2 separate regions of the Homo sapiens genome follow, and region 2 is linked to region 1. Evidence: chromatin loops called from intact Hi-C (ENCODE). Cell type or tissue: PC-9. All regions are shown on one strand. Each heading gives the region's core, and the rest is flanking DNA. Links, peaks and the distances in the headings are about the cores only.

The links. A loop is a pair of places that touch in the nucleus more often than their neighbours do. Peaks named below come from ENCODE experiments on the same cell type or tissue, not always from the same donor. Only the 100,000 strongest peaks of a DNase experiment are listed, where the experiment ranks them.
Region 2: a loop joins it to region 1, with 2.1 times the contacts of the local background. A loop is called at or near these places in 10 of 110 quality-filtered maps.

Annotation. Positions count from the first base shown.
Region 1 is chr1:42,576,380-42,579,302 of GRCh38, reverse strand. It overlaps CCDC30 (coiled-coil domain containing 30), which reads right to left. Exons shown (of 21, transcript NM_001395517.1): 12 at 2,074-2,283. The region is part of intron 1 of LOC124904162 (a long non-coding RNA gene); the gene reads left to right. Among named protein-coding and RNA genes, the nearest start is that of PPIH, 81 kb to the left of the region's middle. In PC-9, for the core only: CTCF peaks have their summits at 1,035 and 1,242 (motif pointing left); no DNase peak of the experiment used is centred there.
Region 2 is chr1:42,338,861-42,341,783 of GRCh38, reverse strand. No RefSeq gene overlaps it. Among named protein-coding and RNA genes, the nearest start is that of FOXJ3, 5.1 kb to the right of the region's middle. In PC-9, for the core only: no CTCF peak of the experiment used is centred there; a DNase peak (open chromatin) is centred at 1,483; H3K4me3 peaks cover 398 bases; H3K27ac peaks cover 1,771 bases.

The DNA.
Region 1 (2,923 bases), core at 232-2,731:
TAAAAATAAGTTAATTCAGCCAGGGCGGCTCACGCCTGTAATCCCAGCACTTTGGGAGGCTGAGGTGGGTGGATCACGAGGTCAAGAGATCAAGACCATCCCGGCCAACATGGTGAAACCCCGTCTCTACTAAAAAGTACAAAAATTAGCTGGGCATGGTGGTGTGCACCTGTAGTCCCAGTTACTCAGGAGGCTGAGGCAGGAGAATCGCTTGAATCTGGGAGGCAGAGGCTGCAGTGAGCCGAGATAGCGCCACTGCACTCCAGTCTGGTGACAGAGCGAGACTCTGTCTCAAAAACAAAAACAAAAAAAGTTAATTCTAGGGAAATGGCTGTTCCATAGACACAGCAGGGCTACCCCATAGGCAGAGTAGCCTGGATGCTCTTTCTTTGCAACTGATACAAAGTGGGGGAAAGAACTCAGATTACCAGTAATACTACCATATACATATACAATTTATTTTTTTGATCTTTTGCCAGGGGACATTTGGGTTGTTTCTAGTTTTCTGTTATTCGGAACAATGATATTATGAACATGACTATATTCCTGTTTCCTGATACATACATGCATGTAACAGTTTTTCTTATGCCTAGTAGAAGTGTTAAGTTGTATGATGCACACATCTTTAAAACATTTATACTAGTTAACTCTTCCAAGTGAAGTTAATATATATGAGTTCTTGTTGCACCAAATCCTCACTAATATTTAGTATTGTCTAAGTTTTAAAATCTTGCCAATCTTTACCAATTTTACCAATTACTTTTTAATGGAATTATAACATCCATATGGTAAAGTAACCTACATATATACATATGGTGAATAACATACATGTCTTAAGTGTACTCAATGAAATCTGACTTGTGTATCTACTTCCCCGACCAAGATATAGAATACTTGCAGCACCACAGAGGATTCCCTAGTGCCCCCTTCAGTTAATACCTGTCACAAGAATAACCACTATCTTACTTCCATAGCTTAGTTTTATCTATTCTTGAACTTCATACTATACATAGAATTGTATAGTAAGAACTCTTTTGTTCTGGTTTCTTTAACTCAACATTAGATTTTTTTAGTTTAATTCAGATTGCTGTCATCTACTTTTTGATGTTTGCTTCATATTATATGGTTTGATGAAATTTTTTTTGTCGAATTTAACTCTCAAACTTGCACATCAAAATGTACAACTGTTACATACTACTGCCACCTAGTGTCGGGCAATCTAAAATGAAGGGACAATATTTCAAAATGGTTCATTTCACAACACAAATCCCCCTACAAAATTACAAAATATGTTTGATGTGATGAATATGATAATTACCCTGATCTGATCACTATACATTATATCTATTGAAACATCACTATGGGCCAGGCGCGGTGGCTCATGCCTGTAATCCCAGCACTTTGGGAGGCCGAGGCGGGTGGATCACGAGGTCAGAAGATCAAGACCACCCTGGCTAACACGGTGAAACCCCATCTCTACTAAAAATACAAAAAATTAGCCGGGCGTGGTGGTGGACGCCTGTAGTCCCAGCTACTTGGGAGGCTGAGGCAGGAGAATGGCGTGAACCTGGGAGGTGGAGCTTGTAGTAAGCCGAGATCGCACCACTGCCCTCCAGCCTGGGTGACAGAGCGAGACTCCCTCTCAAAAATAAATAAATAAATAAATAAAAATAAACATCACTATGTACCCCATGAACACGTACAATTGTTTGTCAATGAAAAAAACAAAATTAAAACAACATTTACATTAACAGCCAATCCAAATGAGAGAATACGCCTTCTCAAATGTGAAAATATAAAACAAAGGCCACATGGGATCAGTCAGTTCTTTAAGTTCATGTTATCGCTTTAATAAAACTGACCTTTTTAAGCCCATGAAGTTTTTACAAATACACAAGAATTCCTAAAATTGTAGGAACAGGTGAAATCAAAACAGAAGAAAACATGGGAGAGAAAAAAAATCTTAGAATTCTATCAAGTCTGCATCATATTTATTTCTTAAAATCCTCAGGGAAATAAGATTTCAGTAGTGGTATTCAGTGTATGCTGTTTATTAAGCATGAGGATAATTACCTTTTCCTCTGCATCAGCAACTTTAGATTTCTCCTGAACCAGCTTTTCCTGTAGGTTGTTCTGTGATTTAATGCTCTGAGTGTGTTTAAGTACTTCCAACTCCAGTTCCTTGATTTTCTGCTGACAGTGCTTGTACTCTGCCGTGAGTGAAGAGCACATCTTTGTGCTGTCTAATAACTTCTGTTGGGCATGCTTTAGTTCAATCTTTATCTAGAGGTAGAGAATAAGTAAGAGTAATACAAATAAGTGTGGAATGAATGTGAACTAGAATAAGCAGCTTTCAAAGGAGTATAGTCCCCTAAAAGCCAACAAATACCAATGTCACATGGCTGAGTACCTCTTTAGAGCTGCCATGTAAGAGTTTCCAAAGTGTAGACAGATGGCAGTTAGACAAAGGAATTTTCCTGAGTTTCTATATATGCATGGTCTAAACATTTTCCATCCTTTCTTCAATCTAGTCCAAACTGGCTTTCATCCCCACTACTCCAGTGAAACTTTCTGCCAAGGGTACTAACTGACCTCTTCATTGCCAAAATAAATCCAATGGACAAGTGACTTCTCAGTAGCATTCTGTGACACCAAACTTTGCTGGTTTTCACTTAGCTCTCTGCTGTTCTTTCTTGGTCTTCTTTGTAGACTCTTCTAATGCTACCCAACATGTGAGTATTATTGGACACTTCTAGGCCTAGAGAGTAGATGATTTGCTATCCATTTCTATAATTTGAAATGCCATTTTATGCCAATACTTGCCAAAATGAAACTCCTTGATTCTGCCTGTATCTCCAAAGTCTTTTTTTCTCTGTCTTCCCAATTTCAGTAAATAATGCCACCATCCAAACTTTTGTGCAGG
Region 2 (2,923 bases), core at 276-2,775, 240 kb after region 1:
CTCTGCCTCCTGGGTTCAAGCAATTCTCCTGCCTCACCCTCCTGAGTAGCTGGGATTACAAGCATGCACCACCACGCTCAGCTAATTTTTGTATTTTTAGTAGAGACGGGGTTTCACCATGTTGGCCAAGCTGGTCTTGAACTCCTGACCTCAGGTGATTCACCCGCCTTGGTCTCCCAAAGTGCTGGGATTATAGGTATGAGCCACCACTCCCGGCGGGTCTCTAACTCTTAGCCTCAAGCAATCCTCATGCCTTGGCCTCCCAAAGCTCTGGGATTACAGGTGTGAGCCACCATGCGCTGCCTCAAATACCTCAAATACTGTATTTTAAAGCCTTTCACTATACTACACCAATCATCCCATTCTCTATATCTTCTCATAATCCCCAAGCAATCTTTCTACCTGAAGATGACACCAGAAATTTGTGTCACTAAAGAGCAAGATTCAGAAAGTGTCTGCATTAGTCATTATAGGCTCTGTTATGCTATGGTATCAACCCCAAAATCTCAGTGGCCTAATCAGCAAAGGTTGTTTTTCTCGCTTATGCTGTGTCCTTCCCAGGTCAGCTGTGGCTTTGCTGCACATTGTCTTCACTCTGGGACTGAGGCTGATGGATTAGCCTCTATCCAGAATGTTGCTTGTCATGAGGACAGCAGGAAAGGAAAACATGGTGCAGCACATTGACTGAGAGCTTCCAGCTAGAAGTGGCTCATACTGCCACTCACATTTCATTAGCTAATGCAAGTCACACAGCCAAGCCTGCTGTCAATAGGAAATTACAATCCAATTCTGGAAGGCACAGTAAGTGTTTGGGAACAATTATATAGTCTTCCACAGGGTCTCTTTACCCTTTATTTGTGACACTTGGATGTAAACACACCTTCTCACAGTGCCTCACCCAGGACCTTACGACTCGCATATTGGTGTAAACAATCCTGCTGGTTTAGAGTCTTTGAAGGCAGGAGAGAGGGCTTAGGATCAGACAATTTTGGCTTCAAATCCTGCCTCTGACACTTAAAGTACTGAGCCTGTTTCCTCTTCTTTCACACGATGACCATCTTGTAGTTTTACTGTAAGGATTAAAAAAACCAAACAGATGCAAAGGGCCTATTGTGTTGCTACTCACACAAAGAACAGTAAATGTTAACTATTCCCCCACCAAACTCCATCTAGCATTGGGGTTTCTTGATGGTTCTTATTTAGCTCATTAGGCATGAAGTAAGCCAATTATCTTTGCAACTTTAAATAATTGTTTCTTACTACTGAGTTTGTACCAGAGTTTCAGGTTCCTTTGGGCTGCAAACCTTGGCTACTTTTTCCTGCTAACCAGGTTCCTTTCTATCATCCCAAAAGATATTGCTAACTAACTGGCAGAGAGATTTTCCTTGATCCTACTCTGTTTGAACATCCTCTGACTCACCCTTCCTAGTGCCACCCAAGTTTCATCTGCACCATTGCTTACACATAATACAAGTACTTTATTTACTTACGCATTTGTTAATGTTTGCTCAGCTGTCTTGGTGCCTTTGTGTCTTTCACTGTGCTTTTAATTAGCTCGGCTGATTCTAAGAGTGGAGGTAAGCCAAGGTTTGAACCAGGTGGTTACAAGGAACATGGAGATGGGTTGCAGGTGGGGGATGGCAGATTGTTATGAATGCACTAGTGCAAAATCATTGACAGCCTAGGAAAAAAAAGTATTTTAGGCTAATGCCTTCTACTGGGAAAAAATAAACTAAGCTACTCCTTTCTACTAATAATGATTAAGTAGTAGAGTCTTTGGGAAGGATCACATTTTGCCTTTACTGATATAATCTGAAGTTAACACCAAGCTACCAGAGGACAGGAACTTGATGGTTTACATAGAGTGATGTGGTCTAGCTGCATGAGTTAGTTATTGCCATCAGCCACCAATATTTAATGACTACTTATAAGACTATCACTTCTGTGGCCTCTACTTTTCTTGTATCTACCCAACCTCTTTGACTTTGCACAAGCTGTTCTCTGCCCCCAATTGCCTTTCTCTACTCCCAGTCTTGCTTCTATCTCTGCGTGGCAAATTCCTACTCATTTATTAAAATTTAGCCTTAACTTTACCTTTTAAGGATGAAGCTTTCTTTGGCCCCAGTGACTGTGCCCCACCCTCCACCTCATCCAATTTGACAGAATTAAGCTTTGCTTCTTTTCTGTTTCCATGGCACAAGTATAAATTTCTACCAAATTGCATTGGGATTAACTGTTTACATGTCTGCTTCTCTTTTATTCTCTTTTGACTCCTTGGTATTTAGTACAACATCTGGTATAGAGTAGGTGCTTGCTAAATGATTATTGAATGCTCTTTAAGTGTGCATAGCGACCAATGCCCAAGCATTTTCCTTAAATAGCAGTCAGTAGTGCTGAGACCTCTCAGATGGCCTACATATAGCCTTTTAAAAAACCTAATTCAAGAATTATAAAATATTAGATAAAGATACCCAGGAAATCTGGAAGGCTCTTCCCGGGCTAGGAATAATAGAAGGGGCTCTCTCGTGTTTTTCCCTCTCCCTCTTGCAAGTCTTGGCTCATTTTAAATTCATTTCTCATTTTCTGATTTCCTCTTACAATAAATACAGAGGGAGAAAAGGATCAGGTGAAGGCTCATTTATCTTAGCGTCTAGGTCATGTGAAGTGTTGAACACTCAGCTGTTGAAGCACTGCCAGTGTCCAATCAAGGTTTTTGTAGGGCTATTGCAGCCCAGCTCTGGGCTGTGTTCCTTTCAGAGAATTCAGAATTCAGATGAAGCTAGGACAAGATTGCAAACAATACAAAACAATAAAACCACTACTTCATTCCTCTGGGCAATCTGTGTCTTTTAAGGATCTGTCCCTTGAGCTGGATAATATCTCCTCTTTGAAGGCTATCCTGCTCTGCACCCTCCCTTCTAGT